Linked DNA regions of Homo sapiens: region 2 is linked to region 1. The links are chromatin loops, found by intact Hi-C in ENCODE. Cell type or tissue: chondrocyte. All regions are shown on one strand. Each heading gives the region's core, and the rest is flanking DNA. Links, peaks and the distances in the headings are about the cores only. Region 1 has its middle 11 kb from the start of PEX39. Region 2 overlaps ZNF318 (zinc finger protein 318).

Region 1 (11,148 bases), core at 1,496-9,495:
CTTCTTTAGGTTGGGCAGGGCAACAATCGTCTGTGGGGCCTGGTACCCATGCCCTATTATTAACATATACTTCAACAGGATTATCCATCCATGTGACTGCCCAAATTAAGGGTGGGAAAGGCACATAGGCACAGTAAGTATAATTAGTTGCAGCTGCTCCTGCAGACATGGGGAGACTTACTACCGTTGATATAATAATCAAAGCTGTAAGCAGTATATTCTCTGGAGTTCACATTACCCTTGTGTTCTTTAGGCTTTTTTTAGCTAACTGTGTCAGCTTCTTTAATTGGGCCCAAGTCGGTGGCTCCGCTTCCTTGGTGGATGGCAACTTCATCTGTTCTTCTGATATCACCATTTTATTTACCTGGCGAGTCGATGATGCTCAATTGAGGGTTTTTTGTCTCCGCAGAGGCGCTTTTCTTCGCATCTCCAAGGGGTTCATTGTAGAACTTTAAATTTCTAGTGGGTATCCAACCAGGAAGCTGATTTTCTCCTTGTGAAACACAAGCAAAGCCTCTCTCCCATGTTATCACCTTCCCTATTTCCCATGTCTTATTTTTCTTGTCTTTCCACCAAATCAGTTTTCCTTCATGTGGGCTATTCTTTTTACCAGTAAAATGTTGTTCTGCAGAAGTAGTGGTTTGATTTCTATAAATGTTTAAAAAATTTAAAGTATAGAGTGCTAGATTAAGTTGCATCTGGGGAGTGTTATACTCCTTACTGTCTTTTTTCCTTTTTTTGTTTAACCAATTGAGCTTTGAGTGTTCTATCAGTTTTTTCAATTATGGCCTGTCCTTGGGAATTATAAGGGATTCCTGTTGTATGTGTAATTTTCCACTGATTTAAGAATTTTTGAAATGTTTTACTACAGTATCCTGGCCCATTATCCGTTTTAATTTTTTCTGGAACTCCCATGACAGCAAAACAAGATAATAAATGTCTTTTAACATGGGAAGTATTTTCTCCTGTCTGGCAGTTTGCCCTTACAAAATGTGAATAAGCATCAACTGTCACATGGAGAAATGACAATTTTCCAACTGAAGGTACATGTGTGACATCCATTTGCCATAACGCATTAGGACACAGACCTCTGGGATTAACTCCTGCCTCCTGAGTGGGCAGGTGTGGAATCTGACACTGGGTGTAATGTTGTACAATATTTTTTGCCTGTTTCCATGTGATGTCAAATTTATTTTTTAGTCCTGTTGCATTTACATGAGTCAAGGCATGAAGTTCTTGTGCTTCCAGGAATGCAGATGATACTAGCAAGTCAACTTGTTCATTTGCTTTAGTTAAAGGCTCTGGTAAATTAGTATGTGCTCGAATATGAGTAACATAAAATGGGAAATTTCTTTTTCTTACAGTTTGTTGTAACATATTAAACAGCTGGTTTAACTGATCATCTATACTATATTTGATTAGGGCTGTCTCAACATCCTTTGTAGCCTGTACTACATATGCAGAATCTGATACAATGTTAATAGGCTGATTAAAATCTTGTAACACTGTAATGACAGCAACCAACTCTGCTCTTTGAGCCCAGTGATATTGAGTTTCAATGAGTCGTTCTTTTGGCCTGGTGTAAGCCGCTTTTCCATTGCTGGAACCATCAGTAAACACTGTCAGAGCATTTTCTAAAGGTTTATGTCTAGTAATTTTAGGTAAAATCCAAGTAGTCAATTTTAAAAACTGGAAGATTTTTGTTTTTGGGTAATGATTGTCAATAATTCCCACAAAATCAGCAAGACCAATCTGCCATGCACCAGAATTGATAAAGGCTTGTCTAACCTGTTCCTTGTTTAAAGGAACAATGATTTTATCTGAGTCACTTTCACACAATTTTATTATTCGTAATCTTGCCTGACCAATTAATGTAGCCATTTGATCCAAGTACAATGTAAAAGTCTTAATTGTACTATGAGGAAGGAAGAACCACTCCACAAGATCTGTATTTTGAGCAATAATGCCTGTTGGAGAATGTGCAGTAGCAAAAATCAAAAGTTGGAGTGGGGCTAAGTGATCTATTCTATTTACTTGTGCTGACCGAATTTTTTCTTCAACTAATTCAATTTCTTTAGTTGCTTCTGGAGTTAATGTTCTTTTACTATTCAATTCTGGATCCCCTCTTAAGATAGAGAACAAATTTGACATGGCATAAGTAGAGATGCCTAGAGTTGGCTGAATCCAATTAATATCTCCTAGCAATTTTTGAAAGTCATTTAATGTTTTTAATGTGTCTTTTCTTATTTCTATTTTTTATGGTTTAATTTTCGTTTCCTCCACCTGCATTTCCAAGTAATGGAAAGGAGTAGAGGTTTGAATCTTATCAGATGCTGTCGTCAGTCCTGCGTTTGCAACCTCTGTCTGCAGAAATGTGTAACAGTCAATTAATTTGTCTCTCCTTTCTGTAGCACACAAAATATCATCAACATAATGAATGATATAAGAGTCTGAAAACTGTCTCTAATTGGTTGAAGAGCTTGAGCTACAAAAGTCTGGCAAATAGTTGGACCATTAAGCATTCCCTGAGGCAACACTTTCCACTGAAACCTGGTGGCTGGTTCTTTATTATTTATGGCTGGTATAGTAAAAGCAAATTTTTCAAAATCCTGTTTTGCCAGAGGAACGGTAAAAAAGCAATCCTTCAGATCAATTATAACTAAAGGCCGATCTTTGGGGATCATGACCGGAGAGAGCAACCCAGGTTGGAGAGCCCCCATGGGTTGAATTACAGCATTAACGGCTCTTAAGTCGGTCAGCACGCGCCATCTGCCGGATTTTTTCTGAATTACAAACACAGGAGAATTCCAAGGCGAAAATGAAGGCTCAATATGTCCCTTTTCTAATTGTTCCTTTGCTAATAAGTGTAAAGCCTCCAGCTTTTGTTTTGGTAGCAGCCACTGATTCACCCATACAGGTTTTTTTGTTTTCCAAGTTAATGGAATGGGTTTTGGAGGCTCTACAGTGGCCGCTCTTAAAAAGGATACCCTATTCCTTTTCTTTTTTGAGTTTTTTCAGCCTCAATTGGGACTTTAATGCTGTCTTCATTCTTTCCTAGTCCCTTTTCAGGGAGATATCCCATTTTAGTTATGATTTTTTGACTCGTGGGGCTGTATTGGGGGCTGGGATAGTAATCGCTGCATGCCATTGTTGTAACAAGTCTCGGCCCCATAAATTAATTGGAATAGAAGTGATCATAGGCTGAACTGTACTTTCTTGATCATCAGGTCCTAGACAATGTAAACTCATGGCACTTTGATACACTTCTGAGGCAGTGCCTACGCCGACAAGTCCTGTAACAGGCTTTTGTTTAGGCCAATTTTGGGGCCATTGATTTAAGGCAATGATAGCACCATCACCCAGTATCCACTAATCCTTCAAACTGCTTTCCCTGAATAGTGACTGCACACACGGGTCTATCCTCTGAGACCTGACTAGCCCAATAAGCGGCTTTTCCGGCAGGGTTGGTACTTCCAAACCCTCCTGTTCTTTCCGTTTTGTTTTTCCCAATTTTAATACAAGGCAAAAGCAGTAATTGTGCAATTCTATCACCTGGATTGGCACTCCAGGGAACAGTGGAGCTGATCACTAACTGAATTTCCCCTTTATAATCTGAATCAATTACACCAGTATGAATTTGGACTCCCTTCAAATTTAGACTTGATCTCCCTAAAATAAGGCCTACCGTCCCTTCTGGCAGCGGGCCATATACCCCTGTAGGAATCTTTTGCGGGGGCTCTCCAGGGAGTAAAGAAACCATTTGAGTAGAACACAAATCTACTGCTGCGCTGCCTGCTGTGGCAGGGGACAGCTGTTGTATTGTTGTAATTGGCTGACTCCCTGAAGTGGTGGTATTTCCTGCGGGAGTTTTTGTCCCTGAAAACCCTGAGGAACAAACGGCTGAATCGGAATGCCCCAATTTGTTGCGGGGCCTGAGGCTGGCCCCTCTTCCCATTTCCCCAACAATGGTTGCCCATCTTTATCAAATTTAGAATGACATTGATTAGCCCAATGTTTTCCTTTTCCACATTTTGGACACAGGCCAGGTGGCTCTTTATTTTTTGCCGTTATAGCTTGATTTATTTATATTTATATTTTTCTTTTTTTTGAGACGGAGTCTGGCTCTGTTGCCCAGGCTGGAGTGCAGTGGTGCGATCTCGGCTCACTGCAAGCTCTGCCTCCTGGGTTCATGCCATTCTCCTGCCTCAGCCTCCCGAGTAGCTGGGACTATAGGCACCCGCCACCACGCCTGGCTAATTTTTTGTATTTTTAGTAGAGATGGGGTTTCACCATGTTAGCCAGGATAGTCTCGACCTCCTGACCTTGTGATCTACCAGCCTCGGCCTCCCAAAGTGCTGGGATTACGGGTGTGAGCCACCGTGCCCGGCCAGCTTGATTTATTATATTCTGTTTACTTAAGACTGGGCAACTCCTTTTCGGATGACCGATTTGACCACAATTATAACATTTTTTCCCAAATGTTCTAACTTGTCCTCCTAAAGCGACTCCCGCTATTGCTTCAGCCATTAGCATTGCCTTTATACATAGCTCCTCCAATCCCATCATAAGCCTTCACTTATTCTGTAATTACATCAACTCCTGCTGGAACTTTTCTTTTTAATGGCTTTATGGCCGATTGACATTCTGGATTTGCATTTTGATAGGCCATTAATTCTACAATATCTTTTCGGGCGTTATCATCTGTAACAGATTTTTGAGCAGCATCTTGCAACCTTGCCACAAAGTCTGGATATGGCTCTTTAGAGACTTGTCTAATTGAATTAAAAGAAGGGCAGGTGGTTCCCAGGTCCTGAATTTTTTCCCAGGCCCTGAGGCAAATAGCCCTTAGGTGTTCAATAGCCCTTAGGTGTTCAACAGGTGTTCTGCATTACTGATTGTTGGTTAATGGTGCTCCAATTTGGACCTGTTCCTAGCAATTGGTCTGCATCTATATTAACAGTGGGGTTAGTAACCTGATTTTTTCGTACCTGTTCTTGTACTCCATCGATCCACCACGGTTTAAACTGTAGAAACTGAGAGGGTGAAAGGGAAGATTTAGCCAAAATTTCCCAGTCATAAGGAATAAGTCTATTTCCATGAACAATGGAATCTAATAATGTTCTCACATAAGGGGAGTTGGGTCCATATTAACTCCTTCCTTCATATCTTTTAACATTTTCATGGTGAAAGATTCATATCTAGCTTCAGTTTGGACAGACGCTCCTGCTAGAGTCCCTTTCCCGGCCGGTATCGGTTGTAAAATTACCGGGAACTCCCATGCCTCAAGATCTCCCTGTTTACTGGCTTTATCAATAATTTCATGCAGTGTACTACCTTGTCCACTAGGTGGTGCGGTAGGATTAAACACCACTGCCGTGGGTTGCTGGTATGGTGCCGTGCTATTTGGCACAGGACACACCACTTGAGGTCTGTATTTAACCTCTGGAGGTGGCCGATACTGAAGGTCGGCTGGCGGCCAGTACTGATAAATTACTGGTGGTTGGGTCTTATTTTCTACCAGCTTATATTGTGGATACTGCATCTGAATTGGCATTGCCGGGATAGAGACTCTATCCTTTTCTACTTGATATTCTCTTGGGGTTTGTACTTGTCTAACCTCCCTTTGAGGTTGTAATGTTACAGGTATCTGAACCACGGGAGGAGTTGATGGCCATCGTGGTTTAGGCTCTGATGGCCCCAATAATTCTGGACCTCCTTCCCCCAATTTTGATTATTCATGATATATTACCTCCTTTAATTGATTGTAGTCAACATTTTGCGTTGACCAAGCCATTACAGACTCTGCTACATATTTACAATGTGAACTTTCCATTCCTTTCCTAAACTCTGTCTCTGCCTCTTCTTCACAATCTATTACACAGCTTTCAGGGGCAGCAGAAATGCTATCTTCTTCTGTTTGAAACGGTTCTAAAGTTGCTTTAATAATGGCCCAATCATTCCATACTGTAAGTAGGATGATTTTACCTTCCCTATTTGCTTGTTTTAATTCTTTGCCAATTTTTTTCCCAATCTTTTAGATCTAAAGTTCTCTGTTCTGGAAACCAGGGGCAAAATTGTTCTATTGTTTGAAATAGCGTAATTAGATTTTCTGTAGAAGCCCTAACTCCCCCTCTTCTTAAAAGAATTTTAATGAAGCTGAGATAAGAGGCATATTTACTTTCAGTTTGTCCCATTGTTACCCTGGGTTCCTCCGAGCACACAAGCTTACCGCAAGGCTGACGGTGGACGTACTCGGGAATCTCTCGTCGACTGTCCTCAATGCTCACGTTCTTAATGTACCTTCACCTTAGAGAAAGGCACCCACATTGGCGGCAGATGAAGGGGTGGCCTGCCCCTCCACACCTGTGGGTATCTCTCGTCAGGTGGGACGAGAGACTAAAAAAAGAAATAAGACACAGAGACAAAGTATAGAGAAAGAACAGTGGGGCCCAGGAGACTGGCGCTCAGCATACAGAGGACCTGCACCGGCCCCCGTCTCTGAGTTCCCTCAGTATTTACTGATTATTATTTTCACTATCTCAGCAAGGGGAATGTGGCAGAACAGGGTGATAGCGGGGAGAAGGTTGGCAAGAAAACATGTGAGCAAAGGAATCTGTGTCACAAATAAGTTCAAGGGAAGGTACTATGCCTGGATGTGCACATAGGCCAGACTCATGCTTCTCTCCACCCAAACATCTCAGTGTAGTAAAGAATAACAGAGCAGTATTGCCACCAGCATATCTCACCTCCAGCCACAGGGCGGTTTTCTCCTATCTCAGAATAGAACGAATGTACAATCGGGTTTTATACTGAGACATTCCGTTCCCAGGGGCATGCAGGAGACAGAGGCCTTCCTCTTATTTCAACTGCAAGAGGCCTTCCTCTTTTACTAATCCTCCTCAGCACAGACCCTTCACGGGTGTTGGGCTGGGGGATGGTCAGGTCTTTCCCGTCCCACGAGGCCATACCTCAGGCTGTCTCAGTGGGGAGAAACCTTGGACAATACTGGCTTTCCTGGGCAGGGGTCCCTGTGGCTTTCTGCAGTGCATTGTGCCCCTGGTTAATCGAGAATGGAGAATGGCGATGACTTTTATCAAGCATACTGCCTGTAAACGTTTTGTTAACAAGGCACATCCTGCACAGCCCTAGATCCCTTAAACCTTGATTCCATACAACACATATTTCTGTGAGCACAAGGTTGGGGCTAAAGTTACAGATTAACAGCATCTCCAGGCAAAACAATTGTTCAGGGTACAGATCAAAATGGACTTTCTTATGTCTTCCTTTTCTATGTAGACCCAGTAACAGTCTGATCTCTCTCTCTTTTCCCTACAAGTTTGGCGTAGGCTGGGTATGGTGGCTCACGCCTGTAATCCTAGCACTTTGGGAGGCTGAGGCGGGCAGATCACCTGAGATCAGGAGTTCGAGACCAGGCTGACCAACATGGAGAAACTCCATTTCCACTAAAAATACAAAAATTGGCCGGGCACGGTGGCTCACGCCTGTAATCCCAGCACTTTGGGAGGCCGAGGCGGGTGGATCACCTGAGATCAGGAGATCGAGACCATCCTAGCTAACACGGTGAAACCCTGTCTCTACTAAAAATACAAAAAAATTAGCCAGGCGTGGTGGCGGGCGCCTGTAGTCCCAGCTACTCGACAGGCTGAGGCAGGAGAATGGCGTGAACCTGGGAGTGGAGCTTGCAGTGAGTGGAGATTGCACCACTGCACTCCAGCCTGGGCGATAGAGTGAGACTCCATCTCAAAAAAAAAAAAAAAAAAAAAAAAAATAGAATTTGGCCTTTGTCCCTGGTGCTTGGGAGGGAGACTCAATCCTTAGAATTTCTCAAGTACTAAGAGTGATATTTATGGCCCAGATAGTTTATGCTAATTCGGTGACTCATGGTGGGCCATAAGCAGTTTCAGGATAGGAGCTGACCATATCAGAAAGACCAACTCTGTGATTAGAGATTGGGGATTCAATCCACTTGAGGTTCAGGGAGGGGAAATGGAACTGAATCTCCAGCCAGTGATTTAATCAACTATGCCTATGTAATGGAACTCTGATAAAAAAAAAAAAAAGAAAGAAAAAACTCTGAATGCAGGCTGGGAGTGGTACCTCAGGCCTGTACTGCCAGCACTTTGGGGAGGCCAAGGCAGGAGGATTGCTTGAGCCCAGGAGCTTGAGTCTCCAACCTGAACCAGAGAGCAAAATCCCGTTTCTACAAAAAAGAATAAAATTAGCCGGGTGTGGTGACATGCACCCGCAGTCCCAGCTACATGGGAGGCTGAGGTGGGAGGATCACTTGAGCCTGAGAGATAAAAGCTACAGTGAGCCGTATCATGCCACTGTGCTCCAGCCTGGACAACACAGCCAGACCCTGTCTCAAAAACAAACAAACAGGCTGGGCATGGTGGCTCACGCCTGTCATCTCAACACTTCGGGAGGCCGAAGCAGGCGGATCATGAGGTCAAGAGATCAAGACCATCCTGGCCAATGTGAAACCCCGTCTCTATTAAAAATACAAAAATTAGCTGGTTGCGGTGGCACACACCTGTAATCCCAGCTACTTGGGAGGCTGAGGCAGGATAATCGCTTGAACCTGGGAGGTGGAGGTTGCAGTGAGCCAAGATCGTGCCACTCCAGCCTGGGTGACAGATAGAGACTCTGTCTCAAAAAAAAAAAAAAATACAAGCAACAACAAAAAAACTTCTGGATACAGAACTCTGGAGTGCCCTGGTTGATGAACATATGGAGTGTCAGAGGGCAGAGGGCGACATAACCTGCCTGATTCCGCAGGGAGAGGGCATGGTATCTCTGCATTCAGAACCCTCTCACACTTGCCCTGCATGTCTCCCTGGCTGGTTGTGCTGATTTCTATCCTCCATAATAAAACTGTAATCATAAGAATAGCACTTTCCTGAGTTCTGTGAGTTGTTGTAGTGACTTATTGAATCTGAGGGGGATCATGAGAAACCCCCAAATTTGTAGCCAGTCAGTCAGAAGTGTGGGTGACCTGAGAATCCCCCTGACCTTGCAGCTGACCTCTGAAGTAAAGGCAGTTTTCTTGGGGATTGTGCATTTTAACTTGCGGGGTCTGCACTAGCTCTGGATGGTGAGTGCCAGAATTGAACCGCAGTACGCCAGTTGGTAGTTAACAGAATACTACGCGATGGAAGAACTTATCACGTCTGTGGCCTGGGTCAATTCCCCGGGCAGACTCCTTCAGTTCTTCCCCTAAGGATTTCTTCCTAACTCACCAGGTTCACTTTCTTTCCCAGATGTCCTTGGCCCTGGTTCTACTCCCAAGATCCTTGCTGGGAGGCTCTGGTTTCTTGCTATACCATTGCCTCCTTTCCTGCCAGCCAAGTGCAAGATGAAAGCATGCCTATGATGTCAAAACGGACTTGGGTGTTCTCCCAGCCACAGTAAAAGTCAAATGTCCTCGGAATTAGGGAGAGTGATGTGCATGTGGTTGGGAAGTGGGGGATCATCTCAGTGTCATTCTTAAATCTTCTCTCACATTCTTTCATTTTGTCCACAGCACAACCCCATAAAATGATCAGGACAAGTTAGGAATTAGGGATTGACAAGAAGGACCTCAAACATCACTGAGTCCAAACCCTCTTAGATAGCTAACCAAGTCCATGAAAGGAAGTAACAGCTGGGTTTGGAACCGAGGCCTCCTGACTCCTGACCCAATGCTCTTCCATTAAACCAGGCTGCCTCCCCTTGATGGGGCTCAGAGGCCCCTGCCCTGTGGGCAGCCATCTAAGCTCATGCACTGCCACAGATATGCATGCAGAAGGCAGGGAGAGAAAATAAGGAAAATTGAATAAACAGACAGAGGCAATGGTATTTCCCATCCAGGTAAATCTAGAGCCTCTCCTTGAGTCAGCCAGGGCACCAGAGGCCAAGAGGTTATTTCAGCAGGGGGTAGCAAGGCCAGGTATCAACCTCTAGGTCTAGAGATAGGTTCCAAACATCCCTAAGCTCATTTATAATTCGTCAGACATCTTTCATCGGTTATTTAAGATATTTCTCGGCCAGGCGCAGTGGCTCATGCCTATAATCCCAGAACTTTGGAAGGTCAAGGCAGGCAGATCACTTGCAACCAGGAGTTTGAGACCAGCCTGGGCAACATAGCAAAACCCCATCTCTACTAAAAATACAAAAAATTAGCTAGGCAAGGTGGTGCACACCTGTAGTCTCAGCTACGTGAGAGGCTGAGGTGGGAGGATCAATTTAGCCTGGAAGGTCAAGGCTGCAGTGTGCCGAGATCGTGCCACTGCACTCCAGACTGAGCAATGGGAGTGAGACCCTGTCTCAACAGATATAGCTAGAAAGATGATAGATAGATAGAGATAAATAGATAGATAGACAGACACGGCCAGGTGTGGTGACTCATGCCTGTAATCCTAGCACTTTGGGAGGCCAAGGCAAGCGGATAACATGAAGTCAGGAGTTCGAGACCAGGCTGGCCAACATGGTAAAACCCCATCTCAACTAAAAATACAGAAATTAGGTGGCATGGTGGCTCACGCCTGTAATCCCAGCACTTTGGGAGGCTGAGGCAGGTGGATCATCTGATGTCAGGAGTTCGAGACCATCCTGGCCAGCATGGTGAAACTCTGTCTCTACTAAAAACACAAAATTATCCAGGCGTGGTGGCGGGCACCTCTAATCCTAGCTACTCGGGAGGCTGAGGCAGGAGAATCACTTGAACCTGGTAGGCAGAGTTTGAGGTGAGCCGAGATGGCGCCACTGCACTCCAGCCTGGGTGACAAAGCGAGAATCCCTCTCAAAAACAAAACAAAAAAAGAATCCCTTGATGGCAACTTGAAGGAGCCCCTCATCTCCTCCAGGCACAGGCACATGTGACTAAGGACAGGACCGGGATGTCATTGTAAAGGTTGCCGAGATTCAGTGCTAAGTAAATGCTTAGCCCTCCAAGTCTCTTATGCTAAAGTAAGGGCATTGCTGGGAAAGGTCTGGGAGCCTGAGATGAGATGGAGACATTTAGGCAGACATGAATAAGACTGAGAACTTTGAAACCCCAAATTCCCTTGAAATTCTCATGTCTGTAGAGATAAGCTCCTCTAATACTGCTCCCTCCTCCCAAAACATCAGCCTCAGAACCCTCCCTGC
Region 2 (11,148 bases), core at 1,322-9,321, 430 kb after region 1:
AGGCGGGTGGATCACTTGAAGTCAGGAGTTTGAGACCAGCCTGGCTAACATGGTGAAACCCCATCTCTACTAAAAATAAAAAAATTAGCCAGGCATGGTGGCACACGCCTGTAATTCCAGCTACTCGGGAGGCTGAGGCACGAGAATTGTTTGTACCCGGAAGGTGGAGGTTATAGTGAGCTGAGATCGCGCCATTCCACTCCAGCCTGGCCGAAAGAGTAAGACTCTGTCCCCCCTCCAAAAAAAAAGGTACCCACTAGCATTTTTTCCTTTTTTCTTTTTCTTTCTTTCTTTTTTTTTTTTTTTTGAGACAGAGTTTCGCTCTTGTCACCCAGGCTGGAGTGGAATGGCGCAATCTTGGCTCACTGTGACCTCTGCCTCCCAGGTTCAAGCGATTCTCCTGCCTCAGCCTCCCAGCCTCCCAAGTAGCTGGGATTATAGATGACTGCCAACACCCCTGGCTAATTTTTTGTATTTTTAGTAGAGATGGGGTTTCACCATGTTGGCCAGGCTGGTCTCGAACTCCTGACCTCAAGTGATCTGCCAGCCTTGGCCCCGCAAAGTACTGAGATTACAGGCATGAGCCACCACACCCAGCCCTTTTTTTTTTTTTGAGTTGGTGTCTCTGTCCTCCAGGCTGAGGCGCAGTAGCCCAATCAAGGCTCACTGCAACCTCTGCCTCCCGGGTTCAAGCAATTCACCTGCCTCAGCCTCCCAAGTAGCTGGGATTACAGGCATATGCCACCATGCCCAGCTAATTTTTGTATTTTTAGTAGAGACAGGGTTTCACCATGTTGGCCAGGCTGGTCTCGAACTCCTGACCTCAGGTGATCCACCCACCTTAGCCTCCCAAAGTGCTGGGATTACAGGCATGAGCCACCGCGCCTGGCCCATTTTTAGTTTTTTTTAAATTTATTTTTGAGACAGGGTCTTGTTCTGTTGCTCAGGCTGGAGTGCAATAGTGCAATCAGAGTTCAGTGCAGTTTCAACCTCCAGGGTTCAAAGCGATCCTCCCACCTCAGCCTCCCGAGTAGCTGGGACTACAGGCATGGACCACCATGCCGGACTAATTTATTTTTTGTAGAGACAGGGTCTCACTATGTTGCCTGGCTGGTCTTGAACTCCTGGGCTCAACTGATCTGCTGACCTCGGCCTCTCAAAGTGCTGGGATTATAGGTGTGAGCTACCATGCCCAGCCCTTACTTGGATTTTATTTTATTTTTTTCAAGACGGAGTCTTGCTCTGTTGCCCAGGCTAGAGTGCAGTGGCATGGTCTTGGCTCACTGCAACCTCTGCCTCCCAGTTTCAAGCAGTTCTCCTGCCTCAGCCTCCTGAGTAGTTGGGATTACAGGTGTGCGCCACCACACCTGGCTAATTTTTGTATTTTTAGTAGAGATGGGGTTTCACCATGTTGGCCAGGCTGGTCTCAAACTCCTGGCCTCAAAGCATTCCACCCACCTCAGCCTCCGAAAGTGCTGGGATTATAGGCATGAGCCACCATGCCTGGTCCTCTACTGGCATTTTAAATGAGCAGAGAGTAAGGGGTTTCCTTGGTGTTTTGAAATGATGCTTGCCTGCTACTGTGTACCAGAGGTTTCAATGTGTGTGGGACAAGTACAAGACAGAGTGAAAACTGGTGGACAGCTGCCCTGAAGTCTGATATTGAAGGATCAAACATCTCCTTTGTGATTGTCCCCGCTTCACTGAGTCTCCTTTGCTTACTCATACCCCAATCTTCTAAGGACATACCCAATTTTACTTTGTCTTTGTATGGACCAATAAAAGAGGCTAGAACTGAGATAAGAGATGTTCTACTTAGGGGCACATTGGAGACTAGGGCCCAGGAAGAATATGAAGACCTGAACTCTACAGCTTTAATGTAAGTATCATGGCACAAAATGAGATATGGGACTTCAGGAATAATTTATTCAATGCTAAATAAGGTGAGGAGTGGCAAGTCTAAAATACATACCCTCTATGTACATTCTAATCTTGTTCATCCTCTACAGGTACAACAATATACACATTCACTCACCCAACTCACCATTTCCTGGCAGCTAAAATGACAGGATCTTCTCTACAACTTATCCCCACCCCCATCAGTCATACCCACCTTCTGGAAGTCAGATCCTTCAGGTGATTGCCTACTGGCCACAAGGGCACCCATCATTTCCGTGGCCTCTGTGGTTTCTATCCCTGCCTTTCTGGGGGCAGAAATGTCTGCTGCAGTCCTTCCTTTTGGAAATCTGAAGACTTTTGGAATTGCCCCTGAAAAGAAAGGAAGATAAGTGGGTGAGAGTCTGTAACAATGTGACCATAGTCATCCTTAGGAAGGTGGTTACAGGAAGGCTGGGTGGAAACTTAGCAGGGACAGAGTGTCAGAGAGACGAAATAAAATAATATCTTAATATGGCTGATTTTATCTCTGCTTTCTCCACATCCTCTACCTTTTGTTCTCCCGTTATGTAACTCTGCCTCTGTTTTCACCCTGTTCGTTCACTTCCCTTAAACATACTCATTTCCCTTATTTTCTACAAAACTTCTTTCTTGCCTAATCCTCCACAAATGGAACCAAAGCCTGTAAATCTTTAAATCATTACATCTAGATGTTATCTTCTGTCCTTTTGCATGCGACAGACTTTTTTTATCTTTTGTGTACCTGTATTACTTTGTGAAACAGGTATCTTGATTTATATCATTTAATGTCCAAGTGCTTGTACAACATTAATGAATATGAACAACCAGTTCAACAGAGGTTGGGGAAAGAATGGGAAGAGGAAGAGAGGAAGAAGGAAAGAATGGTAAGACATTCCTGAAGAAGGTATGTTGCCCAGCATCGATGGGAATAGAAGAATTTAGGAAGTCTTGAGGGAAAAGCAGCAGGACCTATTTGTAATGATGGAAAACAGACAAGAGGTGTGAAGGAAAACAGGGATGCACTGAGTAGGAGAGACACAACTTAAAAAAAATAATTTTAATACAGAAAAGTATACAGAGGGGTAAAAAAAAAACTGGCCTATAATTCCACAGCACTGGATAACCCTTACTACATGTTATCATTTTATACATGTATGTGTGTGCATGTGTATAGTTTATAAAACATTTATATTTTATAGAAAATGCATTTTCATGGTCACAATGTTGAAACAAAACAGAAGATACAAAATAAAAAGTGATAGCATTCCTTTTCCCTCTCCCAAAGGCAACCTTTTTTGGTTACGATTTAGTTTTGATGAGATGACAAGAGGATGCTGGAGACCATAAACTGTTGAATTACTTCTTCAACCAAATCAGAGGGGTTTGGGGTTTGACTGACTTCAGCATGCTTATGAAGTCTGGCTGGAAGGAAAAAGGAGGCCATTTGAAAACTGGATCCCCAAAACCTTTTGTTTTTGCTAACTGTAAGGTCAGTTTAACTCCTTCTCATCCTCAGTTTCTCTTCTAGGAGCTGCAGAAGCAGTGTTCCCATCATGGCCTGGTGCCATTATTCCAGAATGCTGTTGAAGTGAGGGAACCAATGGCAACCTTGACATGCCTCAATGATACAGTGCTTTGTATACAAAGACCCAGGACAGAAGCAAGAGGACAGCTGGCTTCTAGAGTGCTAAACACCCAGAAAATACAATAGGCAATTTACAGTTTTTACTGACTTATAATTTGCTAAGTATTCACAATTTGTTAATAAAAACAGCTACTATTACCACATTGATTCTTTCAATGAATTTTTATTGAGTACCTGCTATATGCCAGACAACTGTGCACTGTGAATACAATGATTAAAAAAATAGTAAGCAAAGACAGACTTCTTGCTTTGGGGAGTTTATCATGTACTTAAGGGGAGCATATATTAATCAAAGAAACATAAATGTAAAATTACAACCACATTAAATGCTACAACATAAACATACATGTTTTATATGTATTCTTCTGGAAGTGTATATGGGTTGAGGGCAAATCAGGAGAGTTGTGATTTTAAGAGTAGAAGATTTTCATTATAAATTCAACTTCGTGGCTTATCGATGAATATTGTATACACAACTTAGTTAAAAATTACATAAAAATTACTGCAATTTTAAACTCTAAAGAGATGTGCTCACAAAACTATTTGTCCATGTTCTCACATAAATCGTTAATAAATGAAGACTTTGTTTAGGTTCTTATCCTAGATTTAGTATGTAAGCTTTGTTAAGGTGAGAACCAAGGTTTAGGGATATATATTAATATATCAACAAAGCTTGCCTATATATGTTTATATATATATTATCTATATTATATATATAAAAGAAACTATACTATATATAGTATATATAAAACTATATACATATATACATATATATATATGTAAAAGAAACTACCTCACTTATTTCTGTTACAGGCTACATCCTCTCTGAACCCTCCTCCAATTTTTAAAATTACACTTTATGTTCCTATTGGATGCATGTGTCCTGTATGTCCACCTCCCCACCCCATTCTTCCTCAGTCCTGGAATCTGGCAGACTGATAAATTGACTATGTGCTGGCATGCTCTGCTACCAAAATACTAACTTTCTGACTTTTTAGAAAGATGAAGTGTCATGGGCGAAGTAATACTTAACTATATTATTCAGCAATATTAGCAGAATATTATGTGCCCTGTGAATATAATATGGCTTGTAAAGCAGGAAGCCCCCCATTTGCAAGGCCAGGGGGAATTTTTAGCGGGTTATACACCTTAGGTAAAATTAGGTATTTGCCCAAATTTAAACATAATTGCTGATCATCTGCTTCTCACAATTGAGGATATCTGATAAAAGTTGTTCCTGATGTTTGTAAAATTTAAAACATAGTTATATTACACCATAAGCTGCATTTAAAATTCAGGGCCCATTTCTTCCATGTGCCTAAGTCTCCTAAGTTGAAAGTTTATTCAGTACTGTGATAGTAGAGAACAACAAAAAAATATGCTCTATCTCCAGCTACTGGGTTAGAATTCTGTCCTTCCTTTCACCTGTCTTCTCTGGATAGGTTCCAAAGCTAGATCCCACTAACCAAAAGGAAGGAGGCAGCAACACTTCCTGCCCAGAATACAGAATCCTCAAAGTTCTCCCTCTGCTGGTTCAAGGAAGATATAAAGAATGTCACTCCCGTAACTCTTAAGTGAGCATTATTTTTGAAAAAGCCGGATTGGTAGATGCCTTTGGTGTAAATCCTGAAGTTATCCAGAGAATACAAGAGGAGTTACTACCAAAGCTTAGGCTCAAAGTACTCCAGCCCTAGCTACCTGAACTAGTTCTGCCCTTCCTACAATAAATTTTGCCTCTTTTTCTCTTCTCACTCAAGTAGCCCCCTCCTAACCTACAGGGTAAGATTTCAATGCCCTCTGAGGAAGTAAGGTTAGGATTGGGATCTTGATATGGTTACCTCCTCCCAACTCTTTCTCTAAAACCATCAGTCTCCCCCTAAAGGGAAGTGGAACTAAGTGAACAGGACTGAAAATCAGCACAAACTGGCATTAAAAATTATGTTCCCTGAATTCCTATAGATAACCTGCTATAACAGGGAGGGAGTAGTTCTCTGGGAAAACAAATCTCTCTGAAGCTTACTTGGGTTTAAACTCTTCTAAATGGCACCTTTTGAGTTAGTCTATGGTTTCCAAGCAAGAAAACTGCATTGAACTCAGGCTTTGTCCTAAAAACCAGGGCTAGAAAGGTGACATGGGCAGGATACCCTGACCCTGTACATATTGGTGCTAGGATAAAGATAACGATTCTTATCTCAAAGGAAACAACACAAAACAACTCTGTGACACAGTAAGGTAAACTAACTTGTCTAAAATCACAGCAAGGTAAATGACTGAGGCACAGTCAAGGATCTAGCTCTCCCAAATCTGTGTCCTTTCCATAACATAAGAGAGGCCAGAATGACTTCTAAATTGACATTAGTCAAAAAAATTAAAAATCCTTCCCAATGTTGACCTAGGGATTTTATAGCTCTGTACATAAGGAAACAGGAAAAAAAAAATTGGGGGAGCGGGGAGGTTAATCCAGATCAGCAATTTTGTATTATCTTTGAGGAACAGGTGGGTAAATAAGACTCCGAAGGCCCTGTTGAGTCAGGTTATAAACTGCTGACAACAGGGATACAAGAGGAAACTGGGACAGAGAAAATCTGAGGACTGAGCTCCCTAATTCCCAAGAGCAAGAACCTGATTGTCCTAGGGGAGCTCAGTTCCCAGAAAATCCTACGGAGAGTCAACACAAAGGTATATAAAAAGCTTCACAACAGGAAGATACCAATACCAGACAACTGTTGCCTACTCACTACCCACCCAGGCTGCGCTGGGGCAGACTATATATCCTAACATTCTGGCATGAAGTAGTTCTGACAAGTGAGGAAAGCATGGTTGCGGGTGCGGATAGACAATAGGGCAGCAGGGATTCACTGTTCTAGTTTTCCTTTGGAGTTCAAATGTGTGTGATTTCAAAACAAAAATCCAGAAGGAAACATGAGATTAATGCATTTATTCCAAGTAATTAACACATTAAAAATAAAGTTAAACTTGTCCAAGCCAACTCATAAATTCTTTAATCTTTTTAACAAAATATACAACCCCAAACATCGTACTATGGTTGAAATTAATTGGGAAAGGAGGAGGTAGAGGAAAGGATACATATGGGTTTGTGGAACAGGGAATGAGTTCAATCTCAAGACAAGTTTCAGAGATCTTCTACCCCTTCACAACACAAATGGCTGCTAAACAATTTAATACAAAGTGTTATTGGATCACAATACAATGAACAAAGGCCATTTCAAAAATAAAAGTGATCTCAAAAGCATATCTGCTCCTGGCAATGAACCATGAATAAGCCTTACCGATTTGTCGTCTTCTAAAAGTAAGCCTGCCAGATATTCTTCCATGTTTATTTCCAAACAGGTTTGTGGGTTAGCAGGACAATGCATCTCAAGAAAGGCAACAGAGTAAGGGAAGTACAGGAGTTGACATGCCAATAAGGGGTGTAAACAGTAAACAAAAGAGCTACTCACGCTGCATTTCAAACAATGTTAAGGCAGGCCCATCCAAATGGAAGCCTAAGAGATGAACAATTCTTCCAAGTTTTCCATTTCAGCAAGCTTTCTGGTGTTTTTCCCAGAGATGCATCAACTGCCCAGGAAATTGGGTAGGAATACAACACAGCAACTGGAGAGGTCAGCTGCCTCCATCCTCCCCCACATTTCAGAAATGGCAGAGTCAAAGCCAAAATACAATCAAAGCACACTATGTGGTGAGCCAGTTAGACATGTGATTTTAATGACAAAGTGGGAGAAAATAAATTGGCCAAAAAAATTAACAAAATACATTTTTACAGATATATATATATATATATAAGTTGTTATCGATTTGTCTGGTGTTTTAAGGGGAAAGGGAAAAGGAAAGGAGGTAAATTTTTTAGCTTCCATGAACATTTACTTTAAGATGCTGACTGCATCTCTTGGTGTAGGTTCCAGATGAGATAACAAACTAGTCTTGGATCATCTGGGCATCTGATTTCTAGAAGCCAATGATTCACTCACAAGTAGCTCTAGGTATTTATTCTTAGTTGTGAACACTGGATTCTGTGTGGTCCTGGATGGCACCAACTGTAGTTTCCTGTTCAGGCATTCCCTGAGGGACCATATTGTCTTCAATTACCTGCTCCCTTGGAGGGGACCTTGACACTGGAGCTTTAACCAAATTCAGAGGGTCGCCACTGTCATCATCTACTTGCAGAATTGCCACCTCTGTGGTGGATGCATTCGATATTTCTAGCTGTAATGGCCCCAACTCCAGGGAACTACATTTAGAAGGGTCACCTGGCTCAGAGAGTGGAGAACACAGTTTATCTTTTTGAACTCCAGAGGTCCGTGTGACAAAGTCAACAAGGTCTGGAAGGCAAGGAGATGGCCCAAGGCCTGCAGAATTAATTGTTTTTAATTCCAATCCGAGTGACTCTTGTTTGTCTAATTGGGAAGATTCTTTTACTTCCTCAGGCATCATTCCTCCTGCTAACAGGTCAAGGGCCTGGTGTGTTCCCTCTAGGCCCCCCAAGCCACGGTCAACATTTTCTGTAAGTCCAGTTTTCAAAATGTTAGGAGAAGGGATCCTAACACTCCTGGGATTAGGTGAGTTTCGTTCACCCTCTGTCTCAAAGTCAAGCACCAAGGTTTTGGGAGAATCTAACGGAAACCCAGAAAAAGATGGGATTGGTTCGAAGTCAGCGGGATCGGAGGAATTACACCCTATAGGTGATACAGAATTTTCTTCACACACTTTCTGACACAAGACAGTTGGGGATCTATGTGCTGGGCTTACCCGAGTAGTGCAGAAATCAACAGGCATATCCCCCAGATTCCCCAGGGCAGTAAGCTCCTCTACCTTTAAGTCTGTAGCTTCAAAGTCTTCTAGGGCCTTGCTTTCTATTGTCACTGTTAACTCTGGATGGACATCTTGTAGCTCCAGTGCTTCTGTTTTTGGTTTCTCTGGGCTCTCCCAGGTCTCTGGCCTCTTCTTGTTTTCATCCCAAACAGCCAACTCATAGATCTTTTTAACTTGAAAGTCTTTTGATCTTTCTCTCTTGAGTTTGAGACTTCTGTACCTAGAAGTTCTAGAAGCTGATTCTGGAGCTGAATTCTCTAGCCCCTCCTCACTAACAACTGAAACTCCTTGCTCTTGTGGACTACCTGTTAAACACATAGCTGATCTGGCTGGGGAATGAAGCAGCAACTCTGGGGCAGAAATTTTCACAGGTGTATCTTGTGGGTTGAGTAAAGACCTAGCTTCTGATAAAAATGAGTCTAATTTTGCCTTTGTGAAAGAGCAAGCCTGTGGACTCAATTTGATCACTACTTTACTTGGAGTTTCACTTCCTGTCATCAATTTATTGGACTGTTCAGCCTCTTTGTCAATCATTAGCAAGTTGGGCTGTTTTACTTCTCCCTCCCACATGTATCTGTTTCCATGGTTCAAATTAGAATCATCTATGCTGTGGGGTCCAATGCTGGTACTTACTCCCTCATCAACTATCCCCTCAGACAGCTCCTTTACCCTTTCTTTTAGTTCAGTGTTTGTCTCTATCTCACTTTCTCTACAATCCTCAGATTTACGGAGCTCTTGGCTTTCCTTATCCTGGTTAACAGATTCTCTGAGGTGGATTTCTACCAACTTCTGAGATTCTTTGCACTGTATATCTAACAGTTGAGGAGGTGGTTCTACACCAGGTGGTCCTGGCTCTCCCAGGTCAAGCTCACTCTTCTCTGGAGATATATCCCTACTAGTGTCACTCTGGAAGGAACTAGAGGTCCATATGGCCAAAGTGTCTGTCTTTGGGGTAATTGTTTCATAAGGCCTGCTTTGGCACAACCTTGTCAGAGGCTGTAGGAAGCCATAGGTGCTGCCTGTGCTTTTTGGGCCTACATGTTCTACAACTGACCATTTCCCTAGGGCCACCAGAGTTTTTGCAATGGGCTTTTCAGAGTTGCTAACTATAGGAGCAGCGACCAAACCCTCATCTTGATGCAACTCCTCTTGGGATGCACTGCTGTTCAAAGGAGAAGTAGAAGAGGTGTCTGAACTTTTGGTTCTAGAGAGGTTGCTATTTTCCCCATTGGCCAATGGACCACCACTTAGCTTAGTCTCAGGGGCCCCCTTAGTCTCAGGGGCCCCCTTTCCACCACTACTATAGAATATGTCATACAGGTCCTTAGCATTGGCTGTGGCTAAGCATGAATTTCGCTTCTCTAATTTTTTGGCTTGTTCACTGAACACACTTGAGAGGGGTGGTGGAGGACGTACTAACACAGAGAACAGGGTCTGGTCTCGGTCACTCTCACTCACCCCAGGAGCTGTCTCATCAGAAGGAATGGCAGCTGGCTGTGCTGAGGCCATGATGGCTACAGGCAACACTGGGTTCAAAATGTTAGGACCCACGAAGCCAGGGCTGAGAGTCTGAGATACAACTGGGTTTGATTTTACTGGAGCCAAGATAGCATTTGCTTGAGCAGCAGACGGGGCAGCTGGATGAGGTATAACGGGGGGTGGTGGAGGTGGTGGAGGTGGGGGTGGTGGAGGAGGTGGTAGTATTTGTTCAGGTAAATGAGATGGCTCACTCTTTTCAGCCAACACCACTTTTTCCTCTGGAGACCCTTTTAGAATCACCTCTTCCCCTCCAAATGCTTTGGAGATGATGTCTGGAGGTAAGAGGAGATCAGCTGAAGACTCTTTAACCACTGGCAGAGGTTTAGCAGTGGTTCCAGAGGACTTAATAGACAGAAAGGTGTTAAGAGGAGCTGGCTTGCTCATTGTGGCTGAACATGACTTGCGGAGTACTGTGGATGGAATAGGCAGGTTGGGTCGGATCTTAGTCTGTGTGGAAGTTGTCACAACAGGCATCCAAGGGCTGGTATGTGCAACAACAGTTTTCCCAGAGAGCTTGATTTTGATAGGCTTTGCCTTCCCAGCTTCAGTTTTGCCATCCTCTTTGTCCTTACTACTTTCTAGAATCTCTTCTTTAGAGATACTTGGGGTCACCAATGAACTTTTCTCCTCTTCTTTTTCTGGCTTCTTCCAGCTGAATTTCCCAAAAGAAGATGATGTTGGTGATTCCTTCTTTACCTCTTCTTTTAACTGGAGTTTGATGCCAGTGTTCCTTTTATTTTCAGCTTTTTCAGGGGAGTTCCTACCCTCAGAGAGTTGGTCTTCTAATTTCTCAGAGACCTTGTCATCCTCCTTTACTTCTTTCACAGCCTTTGCCTTTTTTTCTTTCTTCTCCTCCTTTGGTTTCTCACTAAGTTTGCGCTTTAGCTCACTCTGCCGTCGCCGTTCTGTCTCTAGGACCACAGCCAAGCCAGCTTGGCGGTCCAGATTCCGCCGCTCCTCATATAATGGGTTTTCATCCACATATTTCTGGGAAGAAAAAAGATAAAGACTCAAAAACTGGTGAAAATACAAGAGAAAAAAATCTTGGCCCCGCTACTGTTAGAATTCATTTAGTAGAAATCCCCAGAATTATCTTCCTCAAGGACATACGGGATGCTATCTGCTGAGCATCTCCCACTAGGATTGAGGAGAACTTAGAGGTTATATGGAATTTGAAGTGTCAATGGCTTTTTCTGGCTCGGACGCCATTTGACAAA

Evidence for each region. Hi-C counts contacts between places; a loop is a spot of excess contacts. Peaks named below come from ENCODE experiments on the same cell type or tissue, not always from the same donor. Only the 100,000 strongest peaks of a DNase experiment are listed, where the experiment ranks them.
Region 2: a loop joins it to region 1, with 6 times the contacts of the local background. A loop is called at or near these places in 19 of 110 quality-filtered maps.

Annotation. Positions count from the first base shown.
Region 1 is chr6:42,896,296-42,907,443 of GRCh38, forward strand. No RefSeq gene overlaps it. Among named protein-coding and RNA genes, the nearest start is that of PEX39, 11 kb to the left of the region's middle. RefSeq lists a silencer at 5,234-5,463. In chondrocyte, for the core only: CTCF peaks have their summits at 2,734 (motif pointing left), 2,955 and 5,361 (motif pointing right); no DNase peak of the experiment used is centred there.
Region 2 is chr6:43,329,585-43,340,732 of GRCh38, forward strand. It overlaps ZNF318 (zinc finger protein 318), which reads right to left. Exons shown (of 10, transcript NM_014345.3): 10 at 6,486-10,918. The coding sequence ends at 7,574. Among named protein-coding and RNA genes, the nearest start is that of CRIP3, 26 kb to the left of the region's middle. RefSeq lists an enhancer at 9,458-9,507. In chondrocyte, for the core only: CTCF peaks have their summits at 5,091 (motif pointing left) and 5,298; no DNase peak of the experiment used is centred there.